Regions from separate parts of the Homo sapiens genome. Here regions 1, 3, 4 and 5 are each linked to region 2. Evidence: chromatin loops called from intact Hi-C (ENCODE). Cell type or tissue: CD14-positive monocyte. All regions are shown on one strand. Region 1 overlaps PPARG (peroxisome proliferator activated receptor gamma). Region 2 overlaps SYN2 (synapsin II). Region 3 has its middle 25 kb from the start of TSEN2. Region 4 overlaps PPARG (peroxisome proliferator activated receptor gamma). Region 5 overlaps PPARG (peroxisome proliferator activated receptor gamma).

Region 1 (5,000 bases), 200 kb after region 2:
CTGCTGAGATGGAGAAAGCCGCAAGTGAAGTGAGTTTGTAGGGGAGGGTCAGGACTTCAATTTGGACAGGCTGGCTTAGAGATGGCTATTAATTATTTAAATGAAGCTGTCAAGTAATCAGAACATACTCATCCAGAGTTCTAAATGGACGTTTGGAGAAAGTCAAAATGCATGTCAATGACCAAAGCAATACTAATGCAGTGCTTTTTGCACCAAACAGGGCCAGATACATTTGAAAGAATTAGCAATTAAGTTTTATGAAGATGAACACAATAGAAATGAATAGGAATATGATGAACCCAAAAAATGGAGTCAGAAAACACGTCCAGTTCGATTTTTTTCAGCTCTTTCCAAAGATGTAAATATAGCAGAATATTCAGTTGGCCTCAAATTGACATATTTGCCATTTTGAGATAGCAGTCGATTTTGTGAGGATTTATCTGATTACTTCTCATGTTATTCCCATAGTCTCTTTCTGTCTGTAAGCCACAACAATGATGGGGCACACTTTAAACAACATAAATAAGTGAAACAAATTCTGCAGGAAATTATGCAACATAGAGAATTCCAAAAAAATTATCCACATGTGGATTTTTATTGGCCCTGATCATGTTTTAGAATGAAATGATTATAACTTTGCCAGGCTGCTTAGCACAATTACAAAGGCTGGGGCATGCTGTTGGAATGATTTGCAGAGAGACTTAACTGATTACACGGTGTTTTATTTGCATTACATTAAATCCAGAGCACTTCTTAGAGCATGCCGAAAACCAAATGTAGAGCCAAGATCCAATGAAAGCCGCAGCTGGATGTGGTCAGTGTCTAAGAGCTAAAAAAGGGACCTGGAGATCCTCTGGTTCTTTATTTTATAGCAGAGAACATTTAGTTCCAGAGAGGTTAAGTGACTTGTCTAAAGTCACCAGTGACAGAATCGTGTCAAGAACCTGCCTTTTCTGATTCCCAGGCCAGTATACCTTTCGCTGTAGGTTGCTGCTTCCATGTGTCATAAAGACTTAAAATTTGCTTCTTTTTTATCCCTTTGCAGGGTTTCTTCCGGAGAACAATCAGATTGAAGCTTATCTATGACAGATGTGATCTTAACTGTCGGATCCACAAAAAAAGTAGAAATAAATGTCAGTACTGTCGGTTTCAGAAATGCCTTGCAGTGGGGATGTCTCATAATGGTAAGTAAACAGTCATCACCATATACTTTATTATTCTCATTATAGCTGCCAGACCAGTGGACACTAAAGCCATTGCCAAAAATGTGTACAGTTTTTCCACCAAATGCCAGAATTTAGAATATTGCATGGCGATAAAACATTTCTCTTTTAGGTCAGTGTTTTTAAAGTTTTATTATAGAACCTTTCTCTCTGTGGTTGGGCATCTGCCATGAGGAGAAAAGAGACTTGAAAAATCTGGGGGATTATGGGAAAAACTTTAGTGTTAGAACAAATATAATGATCATCATGATTAATTTTTATATTGCCTCATGCATTAAAAACAGAATTAAAATTTACTTTTGTGTATCAGTAGTGTCGTTCTGCTTTAAATGTAAGAAAATCCTGAAGATGTCTGGGTCTGAAACTTTAAATGGCATATGAGAATTTAGATTCATTTAATTTTTTTTTTTTTTTTTTTTTTTTGCTGTTTATTATGCAAAGACGAGTATTCGTTTCCTTCACTTCAAGGAACGTCCATGAGTTGTGGAAAGGGTAAAACAAATTATTTTTATAGTTCTGCAAAACTTCAAAGCCATAGAAACATAAGAGAATAAAACTTTCTACTTTTGAAACCTGTGTCTAAAGTCAAGCTTATGACTTTGGGTGTCAACTTAAGGGAAATGATGTAGAAGACCTGAGAAAAGACCCATGTTTTCATGATCTGTGGAACTAACTCAGTAAGGTCCTGGAAGACAAACGTGTTTGAAAAAATAATTCTTGGTCACTATTTGGTTCTGATTGGTTGCCTGGCTGACAAAATAAATTTTAGGTGTAACTTGATAGTATTATATGTGTCTAGTATTAATCAGTTATTTTCAATGCACTCAAGGAATAAAAAATGCCAACATGATCAAATTAAATTTGAAGTTTCATTTCATCAGCTATCCTATTTTTTCTTTCTTTTGTTTTCATCTCTCTCAAAACTGATCTAGTAAGAAGGCAGTCTTCATCTATATGTACTCTAAAGCATCTGAGAAAATTAAATTTTTGCTCTATCATGCAGATACTTGGTTTTCACAGTGGAAACCATCAAGATATTTGAGAGTCACTCATTGATTAATAACCTACCCTTTAAAAATAGTTCACAAAATTCTATCTGTATGATTACTAATGGGTCAGTTCCTCTAAAGGCAAGAATGTATTTTGAATAGAGCTATCAGCAGTACTGAACAGGATGGAAATTTGGTCCAACTTTCCTCAACAATTGACTACATCTGCTGTATACAACTGTAGTCATGGATTGCAAAATAATTTGCTGGTTCAGTTCCATCAGTTTCCTTTTTATTTCAGACCTCATAAAACATAAGGGCAAGCTTCCAAGTCAAGGGTTGTATTTTAGGTGATGCAATCAAGTTGCAATAAACTTATTTCATCTTCATGAAGAAATCATTGACTTTGAGGTCATTATCACTGAGACAGCCTAGGAAAGCATGCCAGTTCCGCTTTTAACACTAATTTTTGCCTATTAAAAAATTATCACTTCACACATTCATGTAAAATATAATTCCTGTTACTTACAGGCAGTGCATACATTGATGTAAAATATATTTCCTGTTGCTTACAGGCATTGCATACGTTTACTTAAAATCAATCTGCAATTGCTTATTGTTTATAGGCAAATATTATTTAAACCCCAACCTATGTAGTATGGATGGTATAATTTTCTCCTCCCATAAATGTCAAAGAAAGCTATCATAAACTTGATAGGTCATATTTTGACTTCATATGACAATTTATTTTATTTCTAGAGAGGGTCAATCTTGATAGGGAGTGTTTGTTCAGTTCTAGCAAAAGCAAGAAAATATATGAATTAAGTGTCATGACATCAGAGACTTAGGCAGTTCAACACTTAAAAAATTGCAAACATAACTAAGAAAACCTCAGAGGTTTTTATGGGAGTTTGTTTGCTGCACAGAAAATAAACATCAGACTAACAACAAGGTTTTGATTAGTTTTGCCTGTTAGCTGTATGAAGAAAACATTTCTAAATACAAAGTTTTCTAGGAAGTTGAGTCACTATTTAAAATCCATTGCTTTGACCAATGTGAAGCCAACAGGGTTTTCATTCATATAGAATGCCTTTTTATCAAAAGAGGCTCTGAGTGTTATACCAAAATCAGCACCCAGCTGTTTTCAGTATGCGCAAGAAAACATGAACGTCCCCCAAAGCAAATGTACTCCATTCCGTGTTAACCTTATTTCTGCTCCCTGGTCTCTGATTAGTCTGGTTGATGAATGTAGCTTCCCCTTTGGCCATGCACTCACAGCTTTGAAGGAGGCTTCTGAAGGAACTGGTAGGGAACCCTAGGGGCTCTTGCTAATGTTGTTGGATAGTCACTGAAATCAGTGATCACCATGTCCTTTCACTTTGAAAATTCTATGATTCTGTATAATCAAACAACCTAACTCACTGGATTTTTCACTTTTCAACCAGCTATTCCGTGTCTTACAGTGCTCTGGTCTTCACAGATAGGTAGGCACCTGGCATGTCAGTTGCCTGAATTTGAAAGTTTTCACCTGTATGTTTTGGTACGATAAAAATAAAAATGTAATTTATATATCTGAATCAGGTCTGTATGTTATGATCAATTGCTCAGCAATTTCGGGCAGTTGGTTTGATGGTTATGTAGTAATGTAGCCTGAGAGCAGAAATACAGAGCCTCTGGGCTAGAGAAAGTATAAATGGCATCCTAGGCTATGTAGGGTTACAGCTCTTCAGAAGGAACTTTCATTTTCATTGTGACACATCGTCTACATGTTGTAGAAGAACATAGTTTCAGAATTCTTCCAGTTAGAAACATAGTTTCTCAAATATTCACTTTCAGCATTGGGTAGAAAAAGTACCCAGGTGATGGACTGATTGATATGCTTCAGAAATATGTTTTTTCCTGCAAGTAATGAAAATAAACACACGTTCTTAATTATTTTGGTCATTTAACAACCCATCATTTCTGGACCATGGGTTAATTCCACCGATTGCTCAGAAGCCTTCCTGAGTCATCTCAAGCACAATCAATTCACTACTGTGTCTAGACACTGCCCTTAGAGGAAAGCTCAAAATGAAAATGAAGCAGAAATACAGACCCACTTCCTAGGCCACTCAGCGGTGTATGTAACTTACCAAGTGATCATTGCATCAACTACTCTTTGTTAGTGAAGCTGGTGTCTGCAGAATCTTGATAAAAAGACTCATGGATAATGTTGCTTCTTTAGTCAAATGGGCTCTTGCATGCATTTTTATAGATTTTCAAAGTAGTCATTTTTGTTTTAAAATCCTGCTGCCAAGTCCTTTATAGTAATTGCATTTTAAAAATATGTCTTCTTTATTTTTTATTATTATTTTTTTTTGAGATGGAGTCTCGCTCTGTCGCCCAGTCTGGAGTACAATGGTACAATCTTGGCTCACTGCAACCTCCGCCTCCCAGGTTCAAGCAATTCTCCTGCCTTAGCCTCCTGAGTAGCTGGGATTACAGGTGCCCGAAACCATACCCAGCTGATTTTTGTATTTTTAGTAAAGATGGGGCTTCACCATGTTGGCCAAGATGGTCTCGAACTCCTGACCTCAGGTGATCCACCCACCTCAGCCTCCCAAAGTGCTAGGATTACAGGCGTGAGCTACCACACTGGCCTTGTCCTCTTTATTTTTAATAAAATTATTTAGTCATTAAGAATTTTGGCTTGTGGGCCAGGCATGGTGGCTCATGCCTATAATCCCAGCACTTTGGGAGGCCGAGGTCAGAGGACCACTTGAGCTGAGGAGTTCGAGACCAGCCTGGG
Region 2 (5,000 bases):
CCCCCATTCAGTGATACCTGTTTGGGAAGTATATACTTCCCCAAAAGTACTCTTGGCCCTAAGTTTTAGGAACTTTCCCCGACCTGGATCCCTTGTCATACCTGTGTTACTGTTTAAAGCACACCCACCCAACTTACAAGATCTTAGGCTGCTGTGGTGGTGAAGCACCTTGAGTCTGCTGATATTCGGGAGAACAAGGATCTGCAGTTTCCCCTTTTCTCCCCTCTGAAGAGTGGTTCTTATGTGCAATCTGCAGTAACCTTGAACTCCAGAGCTGCACTATAGAGGAGAATGCATGCCACTATGACAGCAGTATGCCAAGCTTTGTGTTCATCTCCTAATAAACGTTAAGACCTTTGGTGTAATAAAAGCAGCAGCATTCACCAACATTTGATTCAGCCATGAGGTCTTGACCCCTTGGCCACCCTTTAGGCTGAGAGAGTGTCCATGAGGGGTGTGTGTGTGTGTGTGCTTGAGTGTAGGGAGTGAAAAATCTAGGTGTGTGAAGCTGTTTGTGTCAGTTTGTGTGTGTGACTGCAGGTGTACATGTGTTTGCAAGTGTTTGAGAATGTGTCTGTCCTTTACATACCACTTCTGGGCCTCCTCGCACCTCCCCAGTGAATCTGTCTCCTCCAAGACACCTAGCCTTCCTTCAGCAACTCAGCGTTTCTACCTATATTACGGACTTTGTAACCTTTCAAATAAGCACAGAACCCTTGCTCCCGGAGGAGTCAATTTAGACTCACTTGCCTGGTCTATCATCAAGCTCCTCAGCTGAGGCCCACATGGTGGTGCCAATGAGGCTGGACCAACCTGCTCTGACAACCAGGCTCCCACAGATCTCAACGAAGGCATCCTAAAGAGGCCTGCAATTGAGGGTGGGCTCTGAGGGATTTCACTCTGGCTGCTTCATGACTCCCTGATACTCAAGTATATTTTCCCAAAGACCACGGATGCTGTGAAGATAAACACTACATCTGCACCAATAAAAAATCCATATATTAAAATGTTAATATCTGAATGTTAATAAGTATCTAGATAATTTCCTACACATGACACCCATCCTACTAACTCAACAAGATAACCTCCTCCAAATGCCACTATCTTAACTTCTCTTCACGGGCAGTAGATGCTGCAAGGTCAGAGAATGAATTTCTCCGAGAACCAGGGTCTCCTTTCTTACTCATTCTCTGTTTTCACAGTTCAAGGATTGAGCACCGTACCCTCTTCTTACACTTAGAAAACAGGAAGTAGAACCTCCCATTGAGTGACCCCTGGGGGGTGAGAGCCCTCCTCCCACAACACACATAACTAAGGAACAAACCAACCAAACCAATGCGTGGGGTACCTGGGCGCAAGGCAATTGACCTTTAGAGTTCCTTCTGTTTCCAGCTGTAGGGGAGGCAGATGTCCTCTTAACGTTCTGTGGCTGGGCCTGAAAATTAAGCATACATAAGACAGATGAACAGGACAAACGTATACACATTTTATTTAATATTTTTATGCGTACGTGGGAATCTTCATAAGGAAAATGAAGACCCAAGCTGTTAAGCCCAAAACTTGTATACCATTTTAAACAAAGAATGATAAATTGTGACGATATGACAAAACAAAGGCGTCTGGGCTAGTCAGCCAGTAAATTGTGGGAAAGTAGGAAATATATGGGAGAAACTAATGGGAGAGAAGGGTTACAAGTTTTAGTAAGGTTTTGTCTGTGGAGATTCATCTCAGTGTCAACTCCCTGTCTCTGGTGATAAGAATGTTTGTTCCCTTCTTCCTTCTGGGGGAGAGGCACCCTTCCCACAAGAAGTTTTAGTCCTGCTTCAGACAGGAAGGGGGAAGTCGGAAAACCTTTCCTGCATCTGTTGTTGTTCTGTTGCCTTCAGCTCAACATAAACAATATGCCAAAGTGGCATATTTTGAGGTAGCATACTCTGACCCCCTTCACAAACCAAGAGTCTGCCACTAGCCATTGCTTCTATCCCCGATTCCAAATATGTTTTAAGAGAAGTCATTCATTTAGTCAAAACATTTATTGAGCACTTACGATAAACATAAACATTGTGATGGATTCATAGGAATATTTGCTGACACTTCCATAGTCAGGCACTATTCTAAATACTTAATGCTCATCAACTTATGTGTTCCTTATAATAAGCCTATATGGTAGGTGCTGTTATTATTTTATAAATGAGAAATGGAGGCACATCAAGGTCAATAACTCACTCAGGGTCACTCAGCTGGGCAAGTGGCAGAGCTGGGATTTGAACCAACCTAAGCAGTGCAGCAGCAGAACTCATGGCCTGAGCTACTTTGCCATATTACTTTTATTTAATCTAGCAAAGTCAACAAGACAATTGTATTAAATTTTACACAGTGTGATAAGAGGTGCACACAAAAATTTACAGCATATCCACCTCTTTACATTCTCTCTCCATCCCCTGACCCCAGGGAAAGAAGGACTGGGAGAAAGTTAGGACATCTGTGACCAGTGTTGACCCCTTGTCCTAAAACCATGAGTAACATACACAATGTTTCTTATTCTGATAGAATATAATTCTGGTTCTTAAAAAATTACTCATTCTTCCACATGTGATGTCAGACCAAAAACCACAAGTGGCTTATTTAGAAAATGAGTCAGCCTGGAAATGCTGCAGTGACAAAAAGGAGAGGCATTTACCATAGGTCAGGCAGCACCCTGGTCTGAAGGACATATGGATTCTCTCCAGCCCTTAGTAATGGGGTGGGGCTGGGGGTGGGGAAGTTCCATTCAGAAACAGCCTTCTTGCTACTTAAAAAAGACAGCCCCAGAGACTGGGAAGTTGGCTATTCAACAACCATCAATAAATATTCAGTGAATACTGTGATAAAAATTATCTACAGCTAAGATCTCTGAAAGATTGGTTGCAGTCTTCTACAGATCTTGAAGCCTTGTCTGTAGGCCAGCTTTGACCACTGTGCAACCACCTCTGCAGTTTATGGGGATTCCCTACCTATGTCTTCACCCCAGATTAGTAAAGGTAGAAAGCCTCATCCCTGCCCACATGGAACTCATCATCATCTTGGGTCAAGATAAATTAATTCTGTATTTTATTGATTTGTTCACAACCCCTTATTTTATTTAGCGCCATAAATTTTATGAGAGGAATATAAAAATGAATTAAGCAAGGATTCGGCCCTTACAAAGTTTATAGCCCAGTAGGGAAGATGTGTAAATATAAAGAAGAAAATGTAATGCATTAAGTCAAATGCAGTCAAAATGTTAGTTTGGAAAAAAAAAATAAGCTTGATAGGTATTGGTGAGGATATGAGAAGCAGAAGGAAGTCTTACACGTTGCTAATGGGGGTGCATGTTGGTACTGCCATTTCAGGGAACAATTTGGCAATCATGCGTAAACCCTATGACTCAGCAATTCCATTTCTGAACATTTACTCTAGAGAATCTCTTGCACATGTACATAAGAAACCAAGTAAAAGAATATTGGTCACAGCACTCTTTGTGCAAAGACTGGAAATAACCACCTCTCGTGGGGAATTAAAATATATGGTTTATTCATAAATTGGAATACTGTGTAGGAGTTAAATAAAATATATGAGGAATGCAGATGAGTTCAGGTAAGATATGAAAGGAGAATGAATAAGATGAGCCAGGCAAGTGTAAAATGGACCACAAGCAGCATATGCTGTTGCAGTGGGGCAAGCTTCTAGCTCAGGAGCTCAGAGAAGACCGCACCCTGGAGGTGAGCTGTGCACAGCCCACAGGACAGGAGGCACGCCACCTGCCGGGACTGGGCTGGGTGCACAGAATTCAGTCACTGAGTTTTACAGCTGGAAGTTGCATCTAGTTGCATCAAGGCCCAGGCAACTTAAGGAGTTTGCCAAGGTTACAAAGGGAGTTAGTAATAGAAGCAAATGAGTCTCAACACTAAGTGTCTGGTGGGCCACTGGGAACATTGCCTTTCCTGAAATAAATGAAATGGGTTTCATATTTGGGGGCCCTCCAGGGTGAGAGAGACTTATGGAATCATTTCACAGAGGCCAGGAGGCAAAGGGAAGAGATAGTGTTGGCTAGTGGAAAGAGCCTGGGTTTTGGAATCAAATTGAGTTTAAATCCAGGCTCTGCTAGTTATTAGCTAATTGATTATGTAGTTTAACTTTTCTGTGTCTCAAATTTTCTCATCTATAAAATGAGAACAATGCTACCTTTCCAAGGAGGTTGTCTTAAGAATTAAACAAGCTGATAGAGTCTGTTCCTAACAGTGGTTAGCATGCGAGATCACAAGAAACCATCTCTGTCACATAGAAAACCTGTATGAGTAAGTCCCAAACCCCCTTTCCCCAGGACTCCTCCAGGAGCAGCCAAACGAATGCCAAACATGCCTTTCTCCTGCTCCTGCAACCAGGGGAACCTCTAGGGCAATTTCAGCCCATCCAATGTCTTTTCCTAGGGCTATGGCTCCTTTTAGTTGTATTAGCTAAACTGAGCTGAGGGTGGACACTTGGGGAGGCCTGTGCTGTGCCAAGGCATTCCAATAGCAGTAAACACACGGCAGACACATACATACGTACACACATGCACACAAAGTAAAAACTGCAGCTACAGAAATAACAACGCAAACCCCAGGTGATCACAATGGATGCTTTTTTAAACACTGAGACCATACCATCATTCCTACAATGGTATGGTTCCCTTCAAAGCAATTCCTTTGGGAGATTATTTATTCCTACAAGGCTGCTGCTTATGTTCAGAACATAATTGCCTTCAGATCTGTAGTACATTATTTGAATTTCTGTAACTCTTGGAAGATCAGGAATTCTTTACCTGGAATCCAGGTATTCTCATGCATGTATTGTGCATTTCGGCAGGCCCTCAACACACATAAAATATCAAGAATCGTTGCTTTAGGGAGTAAATTTTGATATAAACAAATTTAATTCTTTTGGAGTCAAATCTAGTGATTAAGCTAGATAATATATACAGTCCAAAATGCAATGTGACT
Region 3 (5,000 bases), 270 kb after region 2:
CATGGCCCACCTTTAATCAAAGGTGAGGCAGGAGCACTGAGAAGGCCACTCTGTGTGGCCCACCGTCCACCTTCAGCTTCACCCACTTCATCTGGTTTCACTGGAGCATCATTCAAGCTATCCCCAATAGCCCAGGAGGACCCAGAGGGAGGGGCTGCACCTGTCACTGTTTTTGTTTGTGCTCATTGCATATTTATTCACGTTCATGATAAAATAAGTGGTTCCCTGCATTGGCAAGCAAAGCACCCAGACTATCAGTGACTTTTTCACTGCCAGCGCCGTCACTGTGAACTCTGAGGGTGGCTGTAGAGCAGCCTCCAGGCTATTGAACGAGTTTTCCTGACCATCCTGTGGTTCTTCTGTGTCTTTCTTTGCTGGAGATTGCCCCTCTCCTTGGTGTTGGGTTTTAGCAGTACTGCCCATTCCCCAAATTATCATCTGCTCTCTGGTGACTGAGTAATCACCGCATTAACACAAGACATTTATTTATTTCTAAATTCAGCAAGTGCCTAACACATAGTAGGTGTTCAATTCATCATGTTTGCTCTTTCATTCAGTCATGGAGCCTAAGGAAAGGGCCCAGGCCAGGCACAGTGGCTCATGCCTGTCATTGCAGCACTTTGGGAGGCCAAGGCAGGAGGGTTGCTTGAGTCCAGGAGTTCGAGATCAGCCTGGGCAACATAGTGAGATCTCATCTCTACAAAAAAATTTTTAAAATTAGCTGAGTGTGGTGGAACAGGTTTGTGGTCCTAGCTATTTGAAAGGCTGAGGCAGAAGGATTGCATGAGCCCAGGAGTTCAAGGTTACAGTGAGCTATAATTGCACCACTGCACTCCAGCCTGGGCAACAGAGTAAGATCTTGTCTCAAAAAAATAAATACATTGACTGGGCGTGGTGGCTCACACCCGTAATACCAGTACTTTGGGAGGCCAAGGCAGGCAGATCAAGGGAGGCCAACATGGTGAAACGCCATCTCTACTAAAAATACAAAAATTAACTGGGCGTGGTGGTGCATGCCCGTAATCCCAGCTACTTGGGAGGCTAAGGCAGGAGAATTGCTTGAACATGGAAGCGGAGGTTGCAGTGAGCTGAGATTGCGCCACTGCACCCCAGCCTGGGCAACAGAGCGAGACTCCATCTCAAAAAATAAATAAACAAATAAATAAATTTTAAAAAGGAAGGGGCCTAAAGAACACTCTTATTTTTCCTGTTGACTCCAAGTGTAACAGCCATCAGATCAGTCTTCCTAAAGAGCCCTCTGGTTGTGTCATTCCCTTGCTCAAACACCTTCAGTGGCTCCCTATGACCTACATGATAAAGTTAAAATGGCCCATCATTCAAGACCCTCACAATCTGACATCAGCCAGCCTTTCCAGCCTCTGCCCTTCCTACCCATGAGTTCCAGCTACACAGGGCCACAAAGCCTTGTTGAGCTGTCAACAGTGAATTCACCCTTCAATGCCAGATGCTCCCTGACTCCCTCCTTAGTTCTCCCATAGTCCTGTGATTCTGATCCTCATCACAGTCAAACTTAGATTATTGTAGGACTTTGTCCAACCACACCATAGCCTGGGAAGCTCTTGGAATTAGGGGTGTTATTTTACCTCTTGTAATCTCGATCCCCTGTAGTCAGGAGGAGCTTGGTAAGTAGCTACTCATCGAGCAGGCTCTCTAATCATTAGCACAGCCTAGCAAACTAGACAGTCCTTCAGAGTCATATTTACTTCATTGCAAACGCAGAGCTCTTTATAACGTGTCTAAATTATGTCTAATGTATGTGTGCTTAAAAAAAAAGTCACTCTGCTTCCTGGGAGCCACATTACCTAGACCTGATCCCACCTCTGGTCTCTTGTTTCTGATCTCTTGGTCTACCTCAGACTGTTACGTTTTTGGAACTCCTTACTTGGGCATATCACCCCCTTTCTCTGACCTTTAATTTCCTCTAATGTCAAGCAGGCATGATGGGCAGGTCTGACGAAGATAACACATACACAGCAGGTAACATTGGGCTAAGTCCTCTGCCTTCTTCCTGGGTGCGCTGCCCATCTCCATCAAGCTCAACTGCTTCACTGATGGCAGAGAGACGCTGCTGGGGAGGGCAGAAGGGTGGGGCCCTATCATTCTTGGGGATCCAGAAGCATAAAACCAGCTTCCATCCCATCAGGCGCCTCTGGGCCGGGGCGGGAAGGGAGCCAGGCTCCCCTGAGGCTGATGAAATGCGTCTGTTGGGGACCTGTTGGGAAATCCTGAAACTGGGAGGAAGGAACAGCCCTGCGGGGTCGGAGGCTACTTGAGCAAGTCCCCAGCAGTTGCTCCATTCGCCACACGGGGTGATGATGCCCAGGGTGGGGTATTTCACCAGGTTCTTAGAAAGCTGCCTCTGTACACCCATGTCTACTCAGGGCTTTGTTTAATCACTGTCTTTTCCACTTCCAGATTTCTGAGGACAAATAGGGAGAGGGTGATGTGGTGAAATGATCATTATTAGCCAACTTGCCCTGAATGCTTACTGCGTGCCACGCACTGTGCTACGTATGCATCTTACACCTGTGATCTCACACAATCCACACAGCAACCCCCGGGGCAGAGACTAAGCTTCCCACACTTGCCGATGAAGAAACTGAGGCCCAGACAGGTTAAACATTTTGCCCACAGCCACACAGCTTATAAATGGTAAAGCCATGATTGGAACCCCCACTGTGTGATTTGAGGACTCTTAACTCCACCTCAGAACTGCTTCCCATGAGTGGGAGGAAACTGGGCTTTGAAATCAGGTTGCTCTGGGGTGAATCTCAGCAACGCTATGGACCCACCGCTGTCCTCAGCAGGCCCCTTCTCCTCTCTGGCCCTCAGTTTCCCCATCTGTAGAAGAAGTGGTTTAGAATCGGTCACTGGTTCTCAAATTCTGTTCTTTTTTAAAAACTAGAATGTAGGCCAGGTGCAGTGGCTCATGCCTGTAATCCCAGCAGTTTGGGAGGCTGAGGTGGGTGGATCACTTGAGGCCAGGAGTTCAAGACCAGCTTAGGCAACATAGTGAGACCCTCGTCTCCACAAAATAGAAAAAAAATTAGCCGGTGTGGTGGTGCATGCCTGTAGTCCCAGCTATTCAGGAGGCTGAAGTGGGAGGATTACTTCAGCCTGGGAAGTCAAGGCTGCAATGAGACGTGATTGTGCCACTGCACTCTAGCCTAGGAGACAGAGTGAGACCCTGTATCAAATACATAACTAAAAACTAGAATGCTTCAAGCAAAGAGTGACTGCAGACGGGCATGAGAGAACTTTGTAGGGTGCTGGAAATGTTCTGAAACTGAATTGTGGTGATGGTTGCACAACTCCATATATTTTCTAAAAAAATCCTTGAGTTGTACACTTACAATGGGTGAATTTTATGGTATGTAAATTATACCTCAATAAAGCTGTAAAAAAAAAACAATGTTTTATGAAACATCAATATTCAACCCTCAGGACCCACCAGCAGGATTGTTTGAAAACCAGCAGGCCATGTGGGTTCTGGGCGGCCTTCAGACTCTGACCCTCTGGGATTCTGAGTTTATTTTTAGCACCAACTTGGTGCAAATTGCTAAGGATCTCATGTGGGCAGGGATTCTGTCCTCTACACTGTCAGCCCAGTTCCGGCAGAGCCTCTGGTTCATAATGGGTGCACACTGAGCATTTGGTGAATGAGTGAATGAAGGGCTGAAGGAAGAAGTGCCACGTTTTTTATAAGGGTAGACTTGGGCTTCTTGGAGCAGGGACTATGGTTCATTTCGGCACTCCCAACTTCCAGCACATAACCGGCACAGAGTAGGTTATTTGGAACGGTTTGTTGATCAATGAATGAGAAAATGAATAAATGGCTCAGTCCCTGCCCTTGATACAAGTTGAAAAGGAAGCTATCTATGCATTTATGTATGTACACTGTGTATGACTTAGGATGCTCTGGTTGCAAGCAACAGACACCAACTGTAACTGCAAGGCAAACAATTTATTCAGAAGGTACGAGGGAAGGGGCTCGCCAGTCATACTGTGGTAAGGGAGAGTCAAAAGCAGCTCCCAGGATGGGAGCTGCAGACCCAGCTCATTTCTTTAGGAAACCTCCATGGGATGATGTGGCTCTAACTGTGTTGGGTACTTGTGTTATTCCCTTCAAGATTCAGGTTCCAGGAGAAGGGCTTCTGATTGGCTTGGCTTGGGTCAGATGCCCTCCCTTGGCCAAAAATCATTGGGCGCTCCTATTAACAGTCTTAGAAAGACTGCATCTCATGAAGGGAGTGTTGCGGGGGGTCTCAAAACCAAAACTGGGCTCTGATTTTAGAAGAAGGGAAGATAAATGCTGGGCAAATCAAAACAATCAATGTCCTCTACCCGCTGGAAAGTTCCATACCAGTGAAAGATGTAAATGAGAGTCAAAAGAAATAACAAAAAGAGATGCCACAAAGCCAGGTAAGGTCAGAGCCAGGAGTGCGGGGCCAGCCCTGAGTATGACACACAGGCGGGGGCAGGGGGCAGAGAAGAAAGTGAGCAGTGGGCTTGGAAGCCACAGAGAACGGGAGTGACAAAGTTTCTTCTTTTTTTCTTGCTTCTTTTAAAACTCTCAGCCAAGCTACTGACTAATACTGATAGCCATCTCTTAATGCCAGGGTGATTTCCTTTTTGTTTGGGAAACTTCAGGAGCCTAGTAGCTTTGATTAAATGGTCCCCAAAAAGGACTGTTCTGGGTGAGGTATGTGGATGGCTCTACAGACCTAATGGCATTTAATGGCATTTGTCGTGTAGCATTTGCCTGTATATACCAGCCTCAGTCCTTATTTAAGAGAAAATGAGAAGGCCAGGCGAGGTGGCTCACGCCTGTAATCCTAGCACTCTAGGAGGGCGAGGTGGGCGGATCATCTGAGGTCAGGAGTTCGAGACCAGCCTGGCTAACAGGGTGAAAACCCATCTCTACTAAAAATATAAAAATTAGCTGGGCATGGTGGCCCGCGTCTGTAGTCCCAGCTACT
Region 4 (5,000 bases), 160 kb after region 2:
GACAGGGACACTTTTACTAGTCCCCTTGAAGAATGAATAGTTACTCAATGGAGATTAACCAGATATATATTTATTTTACTCAGAATATCACGATAAGTATAATTCAGAGAATTATTGCCTTCTAATATACTGCCCTGTGTGGGGGCGTCTTTGAAAGTCCGCAAAGTCACTGCAATTCTAATAGGCCACTCATGTGACAAGACCTGCTCCCACATCGGTAATTTGGCACAGCTAGTATTTCTCCTTGCCAAAAAGGGCAAAGGCCTTGAGCAAGAAGCCAGCTTTTTCCTGATTACAAAACTGACCACAATTCCTCGCCAACCTAACAGCGTAAGTCTATTTTTTTCTGGTGGTGTGTTATTCTTCTCATAGAGAACTCCATTTTTTCATTATGACATAGCACTTATCGTTTAAACATCAATTGATGTTCAAACATCAGCTGGTGTAACATTGCTGCAGTTGCTATTGATGGATAAGCTGAAGTTTTTAAGAAAGCAAACCCGATGTATAAAATTGAAACCATATCAAACCCTTCTTCATTCTCTCAGCTATTTAATTTTACAGAATTTAGATAGCAGTCAGTATCATTTTGGGCTTCACAAATCAGTAGAGTAAGTACCTTAGGAATATAACATTTCAGTAGCATGCTGATACCAACGTTTAAACTATGGATACATATTTGAATTCCAAATTTTTCTTCAAATAATGTGATTAGAGATTCAACCAGGAATAGACACCGAAAGAAAACTTTGCCCAAATAAGCTTTCTGGTATTTCATAAGCAAGAGATTTAAGTTTTCCATTTAAGAAGCAATTGTGAATTTTACAACAATAAAAAATGCAAGTGGATATTGAACAGTCTCTGCTCTGATAATTCTAAATACAGTACAGTTCACGCCCCTCACAAGACACTGAACATGTGGGTCACCGGCGAGACAGTGTGGCAATATTTTCCCTGTAATGTACCAAGTCTTGCCAAAGCAGTGAACATTATGACACAACTTTTTGTCACAGCTGGCTCCTAATAGGACAGTGCCAGCCAATTCAAGCCCAGTCCTTTCTGTGTTTATTCCCATCTCTCCCAAATATTTGGAAACTGATGTCTTGACTCATGGGTGTATTCACAAATTCTGTTACTTCAAGTCTTTTTCTTTTAACGGATTGATCTTTTGCTAGATAGAGACAAAATATCAGTGTGAATTACAGCAAACCCCTATTCCATGCTGTTATGGGTGAAACTCTGGGAGATTCTCCTATTGACCCAGAAAGCGATTCCTTCACTGATACACTGTCTGCAAACATATCACAAGGTAAAGTTCCTTCCAGATACGGCTATTGGGGACGTGGGGGCATTTATGTAAGGGTAAAATTGCTCTTGTAGTTTGTCTTCCAGGTTGTGTTTGTTTTAATACTATCATGTGTACACTCCAGTATTTTAATGCTTAGCTCGTTGCTATCGCGTTCATTTAAAAACATGTTCAGAACCTTAAAAAAGGAAACCTAACCTAATCTATTTTATCTCTGTGCATGGCTCCCATTTCCTGAATTTTAAGCATTAAAGGTATAGTTATATCCAAAAACAATCCTGTTCATTTTTATTTCCTGAGTTTGCATAGATTTCCCAAGAATACATAAGGGCTTTTTAGACTTGAAGGGTCACTTTTTCCTCTTTTCATCTCATATGTTAGAGATCTCTCATAACTGTTTTTATCCCTCTTGCAGCACTTTTATTCCTCTTGAAGTACTCTCAGCTCTTTTCTGTTCTATTTTGAAATCTAGGTATTGTGTGTGCACTTCAGCTCTCCCAAAGAATTGTAAATTCCCAGAGTGTAGGACCAAGTGGTGCTCTTTATTAGATTTCTTAGGATACTTCCTAGCATAGTGCCTAATGCATTGCAGAATAGATTGTCGGAACCTTGAAAAATATCTGTTCCAAGCATCACATTTTATGCATAAAGAAAATGAGGTCCCTAAAACAGTAAATGCCTATTGCAAGTGACTACCTATTAACTTCTCTTCAGATGTGTCAGAATCAGATACCTCCTTTTCAATATTTCTTTCTTGGCCATTGCAAAATATAAGTTCTCCATTTCTATAGCTCCTTCTACTGGAGTTTCTTAGCACAGCCTTTTCTGTTTTGTATTGTCTCGTATTGATGTCTATATTTCTATTCATTTTATTTTTCTCTTCTCAGATTCTGTGTAAAAATAGATTGTTAGCTAGTGTGATTCATGTTTTATAATATAAGTGCTAAAGCATTAAAATTAAGTCACTTAATTGCTGAAATGGATGGCTTTACATTTTAACCTTTTAATTTTCCTGGAAGCCTGAAGTTTGAACATATTAGTCACCGTTTTTAAAATATAAAGCTTTTTAAAAATGAGTAAGAAAATGTTTCCTGAAGTACTGTTTTATTTTATTACAGTAATTTGATTCAACATGTATTTCTATCATCTAAGCCTCTTAACTAGGAGTTTTGTTTTATTCCATAAATTGTTGTTATTCTGTTTTTCTGCAAGCCATAAAAATTGTTGCTATCTTTCTTCAGTTATTAATTTAGCCTGCCTCAGGGCAGAATGTCCTGGCTATACTGTGAAATAGTTCTTGAGTCAAAATTTGATAGTTTTGTCTATTTTGAAAGAACATGTCTAGAATGCAGTGCAACAAATATCAACAAATAGGTTAACTGAGAGGCAAGTACTGTTTGTGGTAAGGGATGGTTATGTGATTCAAGTTAGTTTTCATTCTGTGCTAATCTCTAATTTTATGCTTTGAATTTACTCTGAGTTTAATTTTTTTGAGTCTCAATTTCCTCTAAAAGAATGATCCAGTACTTTTCTTCCTAATTAACATAGTGCAGAATGAAATTATTAGCAATTAAAACATTATATTTTGTACCAATAATTTAACCCTTGTCTTATAGGGTCTCTGGCTACTACTTCTTCATAAGCACTGTTTCTCTGTTAAAAATGTGAGCTCCTAAAGGCCCAAGACCTATGATTGTTACTCCTATTGCATTTTGTAAATGACCTTTAAATAATTACTCCACCTCTTCCAAAACAGACAGACTTAAAAATAAATTAGCTATATGATCATCATTAGCCGAGGCCAGCAGAGTTGAACACTGTGGAGTTGAGGTATTTGGCATGGGTACAGTAGTCCTCTTAGGTGCTCCTTCTTCCTCATCATAGGCAAAGTGAAATTGGGGGTGTTGCAAATGGTTGGGTACTGCTATTTAAGAAAAAGTGGCACATTTAGTGTGAATGACTCAGATATCCAGGTAGATTGGTCATATTCATGAGATTAAAAATCTCGACTACACTTAGCCACTATGCCCAAAGAGGACTTCCATACTTTTTCCAAGGCTCCATCATTGCTGTGACCCCTTTATATTATTCCCCTTTCTCTTTTTATCAAGAGCTCCTCAAGCAACCCCAAGTAACCTCATGCTGGCTCTGAAACCATTTCCACTAGTAAAAATTGGCAAGATTGAAGGGAAGCTTCCACAAGCTCAAGCTGAATATGCCTCCTGCTTTTAGTGCCAGACTTAGTCCTGTGTGAATTCTACAATTTTAAGTCGTTGCACCAGAGCCTTGAAAGATGATGACACACTTGTCCTTTGGAGCTGATTGAGCAATGGAAATATGCCTTAGAGACATGATAAATGCTGCAATAGACAATCCTTCAAAACGAGTCTCTCCTGAGATAGGAGTGAGTGATTGATTGCATGCCATTTTTATTGAGGGATACTTAATCTGTGGTTACATATCTCCAGGCAACTGTATATTCAGAAACATTTAGATAACTGACCAAAGTTTTCACCTTTCCAGAAGTTTAAAGGGACCCATGTAGTACCAGGGAATATAAGGACCAGTCCTTTGTTGGCCACATATTTGCTGTGTGAATTTAAGCACGCCATTTTTCTTCTCTGGCCTTCTGTTTCCACATATATTAACAGAATACACAGGATTAATGGGAGGATTAAATGACACAATACTTGTGCAAGTAGATCTAAAGCCCTATATGGAATTTATTGCTTTAGCCTTGTAGCGTTAATCACTTGTGGCTAGAATAGAAGGCTCCGTTTAAAAAAAGAAAAGGCTGGGTACAGTGGCTCACATCTGTAATCCCACAACTTTGGGAGGCCGAGGCGGGCAGATCACGAGGTCAGGAGGTCAAGAGGTCAAGACCATCCTGGCTAACACGATGAAACCCTGTCTCTACTAAAAATACAAAAAATTAGCCAGGCGTGGTGGTGGGCGCCTGTAGTCCCAGCTACTCAGGAGGCTGAGGTAGGAGAATGGCGTGAACCCAGGAGGCAGAGGTTGCAGTGAGGCTGAGATTGCGCCACTGCACTCCAGCCTGGGCGACAGAGCGAGACTCCATCTCAAAAAAAAAAAAAAAAAAGAAAAGAAACCTACATTTTAAACACTTTATGGATATGGAAAAACAAAAACCGCAGAACTCTTTATTGCACAAGAGTAAGTGGCAGTTATATGAATGAAGCGGGGCATCCGCATGATCTCCTGTGAGTGTTTTGAGAAGATGATCAAACTTAGAGAAAGCATCTTTGTGTCTAATTTTTTTAAATGATGAAATTATTTCCCACTTTCATTAATATTTTCCTGTGAAGAAATTGAAGTTATTCTTTGGGCCTAAATAAAAGTGACAATTACATGTTTTCTTCTCAGAGGCATTGAGAAACTTGGATTATAATGTTTTTCGTACACTGAAGTAGAAGTCCAGAAAAGATTTGAGTTATTGACACAGATCTTCTTTTTTTTTTGAGACAGAGCCTCACTCTGTCACCCAGGCTAGAGTGCAGAGGCCTGATATCATATTTCACCACAGCCTCAACCTCCCTGGGCTTCGGTGATCCTCCCACCTCAGCCTCACTAGTAGCTGGGACTACAGGCGTACCTTACCACACCCAGCAAATTTTTGTAATTTTTATAGAGACAGGATTTCACCATGTTGTCCAAGCTGGTCTTGAACTCCTGG
Region 5 (5,000 bases), 110 kb after region 2:
AAATACTAAAAACAATACAGAAGAAGAAACAAGAAGGGAATTAAAGGATGATTCCATTTGTACAAAATATCCCGAGTAGGTACATCCATAGAGATAGGAAGCAGATGAGTTGCCAGGGGCTGAAGAGAAAGGAAAGGGGGAGTGACTGCTTAATGGGTACAGGATTTCCTTTGGAGGTGATGAACATGTTTTGGAACTACACAGAAGTGATGATTGCACAGCTTTAAGAATTACTAAATACCATTGGATTGTACACACTTCATAAATACATTTTAAATTGTGAATTTTACCTCAAATTAAGAAAAAAAAAGTTCCTGGTTTGAGGTAACCAAAAGAGAAAATAATTTCCAGTATAAGAAAACAAAGCCTGGAATAGCAAATAAGCATAGAGTTAAGGGAAGGTTTGCAGAGATTAACCAGTTTGAAGTGGAGAGTGCGTGGATGTGAGTAGTGAGAAACATGGTTGGAAGTGTAGATTTTAGGCCAGATGATAAAAGGTCTGGAATGCAGGAGAAGGAGTGTGGGTTTTATCTCAGGAGCGGGGAGATTCCATATCGTAAGAAGAGGGGTGAGATGATTGAATCAGAAGATTAATTTGGCAGTAGCATGCAGGGAAAGCAGTCAGGAGGCTGCTGCAAAATCCGGACATACCATGAGGAGGGCCTGTAAGAGTGAAGTGGAAGGGCAGATGTGGACGATGCTCTGAAGCAGAGAATGATGCTCAAAGTGTGGTCCGTGGCTTGATGCTGCCCCACAAGTGTTAGTTACAGACCTGGCACACAGTAAGGGTAGATTTGAGGGTAAGTCTTTAAAACTTTAATATTATTATGATATTCAAGCGCATGATTTTGCATTTCATAGCAATATCCACAGTAGGTGTAAGAGACAAGAAAACTTCCTTCATGCCAGAGTTAGAAGACCGCTGCCCTAAAGGATGAATGAGTGGAGTTGATGACTGACTCCTGTAGGGCAGTCTTTTTTTTTTTGGAGATGGAGTCTCACTCTGTCACCCAGGCTAGAGTGCAGTGGCACGATCTTGACTCACTGAAACCTCCGCTTCCTGGGTTCAAGCGATTCTCCTGCCTTACCCTCCTGAGTAGCTGGGATTACAGGCATGCACCACCACACCCGGCTAGTTTTTAAAAGTATTTTTAGTAGAGATGGGGTTTCGCCATATTAGCTAGGCTGGTTTCGAACTCCTGACCTCAAGTGATCTGCCCGCCTCAGCCTCCCAAAGTGCTGGGATTACAGGTGTGAGCCACTGTGCCTGGCCAGGCAGTCATGTTTTATGGCTCCTTTACAGTGTTCCACCCCTTGTGCTAGACACTGGGACCAGAGCAGTAGGCAAGATGGACTGGCACTTTCCCTTGTGGAGCTCGCTGTCACATAAATAGTCCTTCTTTGTCAAAGGATTGCTAGGAATTAAAGGGAGGTCTGGTTCAGCTCAGCATAAGGAAAGCATTCTAATAACTACAGCTGTCCCATAGTGGGAAAGGATGATTTGTGAGAAAGTGAGTGCTTCGTCATTGGACATATTCATGCAGAGTCTGAATCATCTCTCAAGAAGTCTTGCTTTGGTGGGAGAAATGGAGTGGGTGACTTATCAGGTCTTGTGTAACTAAGGTGCCATGATTCCCTATTCTCTAATGTGAACTTAGTAGAACATATTTTCTTCATAACTGGCTGTATTGGAACACCAGTACATATACTAAGTTTCTGTCTGTTTCTATTAGCACTTGGAATTACAGTTACCTAAATTTACATGTAGATTCAATTTTGAACTTATCTGTACAGTTAGTTCCACAATTCTTTTTAAAGCAAGTACTATTCTCTAATGCCTTCTCAGACATTCACTTATTTCCAACTTTAATATTTATAGTAAGTTCCTCTTTCACGTGATGTGTGTCACAAGTCACGCAAATTTCTGCAGAAGTGAGTTACATAAATTGCAGTCAAGCTGCTGACCTGTAAATCATTCATTCTTGCCCCCGTGATGTCATATTGGGGTTGAATAAGACCAGGCGTGACTACCCACTTGAGGATGTCTTTGGGATGCCATTTTAATTGGGTGAAATAACTTTTATTATTCAACTTATGTGACCAGTTACTGCAAACGTCAAACTGTTACGTTTAACAGCTAGAATGATCATAGGTTAATTGCACTTTAGAGGATGTGGAGGACGTAGACTCCTATAGGAGTGATAGCCTTACTATATTTTGGGGGAAATTCTAGAATGTTTTTAACTCAAAGGACATTATTTTCATGAGGATGATTTTAATGCTTATGGTATCAGGTGAAGAAAAATGTTAGCTGCAGAAGAAAAAAATTTGTTTCACTTCAAGTCTAGTAGAATATTTTGTTAAAATAGCCAATTTTCATTATGTATTATTAAAACAGGTTATACTTTTCATTAAGATGTATGTAAAAATTTCACATGTGCCTGGTATTACACAGTATTTACCCAATAAATATTTATTGAATATTGTTGAATGAATGTGAGGTGAGGGCGGAGAAAATATTTCAAATGGAAAAATAGTATGAGCAAAGGAAAACGTGAATACAGAAAGAAGCAAAGATAGTTTCTTTAAAGTCGCATTTATATGTAATAACAATGGGAAAACTTTTTGGCTGAGTAATTTTGGTGGCTCCTTAATTTCTTAATATTTAACAACTAATGACGACTCTCTCTGATACTGATATCCAAAGCAAATAGCTGACCTTGAACATGGAAAAGTTACTGCCTCTGACTAATTGGAATGTCTGAGCCTTTCTTGTCTTCTATCTTCTTTCCTTCCTTTCTTCCTCTCTTTCCTCCTCTTTTCCCCTCAATTGTAGCACTAGCTCTTGTTCTTGTTCCCTCTACCCTTCTCCCCTTTTTCGTTCCTGGTGTTCCCTATGTTTTCTTCTTTCCTTCTTTTCTGTCTCTGTTTCTCTCCCTCTGAATTTCTGCTTCCTTTCCTCTCTTTCCCAATTGCTACTGTCTCTGCCTTTGGTTGTCTCTGAGTGTAATATGGAAGTGAAGTATATTTTTATCTACTAAACACATGATCAAATAGGGATTTTTTATTCTGAATTTAACATTAACAGAAATGTTATGTTGCTCTTTATGAGACGAAATAAAGTTGGATGTCACTTATAAATGGATTTTGATTGATTTTTTTAAAGTATTGACTCACTAATCTTCAAATTGGTAGAAGGAGGTCAGTAGACTTTGACTCATAAATTTTTGTAAGCGTAATGGCTTGTTGAATAACTCCTAATTGTCTTTAACAACCTTGGTTTCTGTCCTCTTTTTTCCAAATGCAGATATAGCAGATGTCTTCAGCATCTAATTTTTTATTACACTTTCATATGTGCAGTCATACAAGAGCTGGAGTATTTGTTTTGTTAATTCTGTATCTTTATTGTCTAGAACACTGCTAACAAATAGCAGATGCTCAACAAATAATTGTTGCTTAATATTTCAAATCTGTAGTGTCATTCTACCTCCTAATCCCAAATAGCCATCATAACTTTTTAGACTAACATTACTCATTAAGGTAACTTAGTATACAATGAATTTATAAATGTAACCATACAATTTCATGCTTAGAGAACGTTTTCTCTCCATTCTCTCTACCTTTAGACCATTCTGCAGTTTAAATCTTGAACCAAAATGTCATTTAACCATCCTTCTGAACGATAACTCCATAATTAACTCAAGCACCAAATAAGTCATCTAGCTCTTGATGGTAATAATTAATATTTGTTGAATGCTTATTCTATATCAGGCTCTGTTTTAAGCACATTATATACATTATCTCATTTTATTCTTTCAGCAGCTATGTACACCAGCAGTCCCCCACCTTTTTGGCACCAGGGACTGGTTTCATGGAAGACAGTTTTTCAACAGACTGGTGGCAGGTGGAAATGGTTTCAGGATGAAACTGTTCCACCTTAGATCATCAGGCATTAGTTAGATTCTCATAAGAAGCATGCAACATAGATCCCTCACATGCACAGTTCACAATAGGGTTTGCACTCCTTTGAGAATCTAAGGCTGCTACTGATCTGACAGGAGGCGGAGCTCAGGCAATAATGTTCGCTCGCCCACCACTCATCTCCTGCCACGTGGCCCAGTTCCTAACAGGCCATGGACTGCTACTGCTTCACGGCCTTGGGGTGGGGGACTCCTAATATACAGTATTAAAGTCAGATGAAGAAACAGGAACAGAGAGGTAAAATAACCTGCCAGGTGATAAAAACTAGGATTTGAACCCAGACAATCTGAACCCAGCCACCCTGTCATGCACAGGAGCCTACTTTGCAAGTATTTGGCCTTCCAGGGAATGAGATGTCCACATCCCATCACCACCGCCACCACTATTCCACATTTAACAATTAGACCTATACAGGTGTAACCATATTCACATGTAACAGTGGATTAAATTTAAACTTTTAGTTGTGTTAATTCACTGCAAATCAGCTTATGTGTCTTGTAAGTAGTAAGCAACTTGAAAGTACCTGTTGTTGCTTATGACAAGATAAATTAGATCACCAAATCTTTATATTTAGTAACTTCATCATCACTTAGAAATCAACCGCTGGGCCGGGCGCGGTGGCTCACGCCTGTAATCCCCCAGCACTTTGGGAGGCCGAGGCTGGTGGATCACGAGGTCAGGAGATCGAGACCATCCTGGCTAACACGGTGTAACCCCATCTCTACTAAAAATACAAAAAATTAGCCGGGCGTGGTGGTGGGCGCCTGTAGTCCCAGCCATTAGGGAGGCTGAGGCAGGAGAATGGCGTGAACCCGGGAGGCAGAGATTGCAGTGAGCCGAGATCGCGCCACTGCACTCCAGCCTGGGCGACAGTGCAAGACTCCGTCTCAAAAAAAAAAAAAAAAAAAATCAACCGCTGTTAGGAAATTCTTTTTTTTTTTTTGTCTCTCTTAAATTCCTCTTAATCTAAATAAAGACATTTTATTTTGTCTCAGGATACAGAGGTCAATTGAATATAG

Evidence for each region. Hi-C counts contacts between places; a loop is a spot of excess contacts. Peaks named below come from ENCODE experiments on the same cell type or tissue, not always from the same donor. Only the 100,000 strongest peaks of a DNase experiment are listed, where the experiment ranks them.
Region 1: a loop joins it to region 2, with 2.0 times the contacts of the local background. A loop is called at or near these places in 3 of 110 quality-filtered maps.
Region 3: a loop joins it to region 2, with 2.5 times the contacts of the local background. A loop is called at or near these places in 2 of 110 quality-filtered maps.
Region 4: it touches region 2 in a loop (4-fold over the local background); 2 of 110 quality-filtered maps call a loop at or near these places.
Region 5: a loop joins it to region 2, with 2.7 times the contacts of the local background. A loop is called at or near these places in 2 of 110 quality-filtered maps.

The regions. Positions count from the first base shown.
Region 1 is chr3:12,391,569-12,396,568 of GRCh38, forward strand. PPARG (peroxisome proliferator activated receptor gamma) reads left to right here. Exons shown (of 8, transcript NM_138711.6): 5 at 1,046-1,184. Among named protein-coding and RNA genes, the nearest start is that of TSEN2, 90 kb to the right of the region's middle. RefSeq lists enhancers at 3,900-3,949, 4,000-4,129. In CD14-positive monocyte, no CTCF peak of the experiment used is centred here; DNase peaks (open chromatin) are centred at 2,553, 3,493, 3,943 and 4,273; H3K27ac peaks cover 2,716 bases.
Region 2 is chr3:12,191,020-12,196,019 of GRCh38, forward strand. It overlaps SYN2 (synapsin II), which reads left to right. Exons shown (of 13, transcript NM_133625.6): 13 at 1-1,013. Among named protein-coding and RNA genes, the nearest start is that of TIMP4, 35 kb to the left of the region's middle. RefSeq lists an enhancer at 3,822-3,871. In CD14-positive monocyte, no CTCF peak of the experiment used is centred here; DNase peaks (open chromatin) are centred at 2,672 and 3,382; H3K4me3 peaks cover 933 bases; H3K27ac peaks cover 3,271 bases.
Region 3 is chr3:12,456,797-12,461,796 of GRCh38, forward strand. No RefSeq gene overlaps it. Among named protein-coding and RNA genes, the nearest start is that of TSEN2, 25 kb to the right of the region's middle. In CD14-positive monocyte, a CTCF peak has its summit at 2,327; a DNase peak (open chromatin) is centred at 2,385; H3K27ac peaks cover 2,562 bases.
Region 4 is chr3:12,350,366-12,355,365 of GRCh38, forward strand. All of the region lies in intron 2 of PPARG (peroxisome proliferator activated receptor gamma), which reads left to right. Among named protein-coding and RNA genes, the nearest start is that of PPARG, 64 kb to the left of the region's middle. In CD14-positive monocyte, a CTCF peak has its summit at 2,127; DNase peaks (open chromatin) are centred at 276, 956, 3,606 and 4,386; H3K4me3 peaks cover 394 bases; H3K27ac peaks cover 4,950 bases.
Region 5 is chr3:12,302,228-12,307,227 of GRCh38, forward strand. All of the region lies in intron 1 of PPARG (peroxisome proliferator activated receptor gamma), which reads left to right. Among named protein-coding and RNA genes, the nearest start is that of PPARG, 16 kb to the left of the region's middle. RefSeq lists a silencer at 4,727-4,934. In CD14-positive monocyte, no CTCF peak of the experiment used is centred here; DNase peaks (open chromatin) are centred at 1,574 and 1,964; H3K27ac peaks cover 1,657 bases.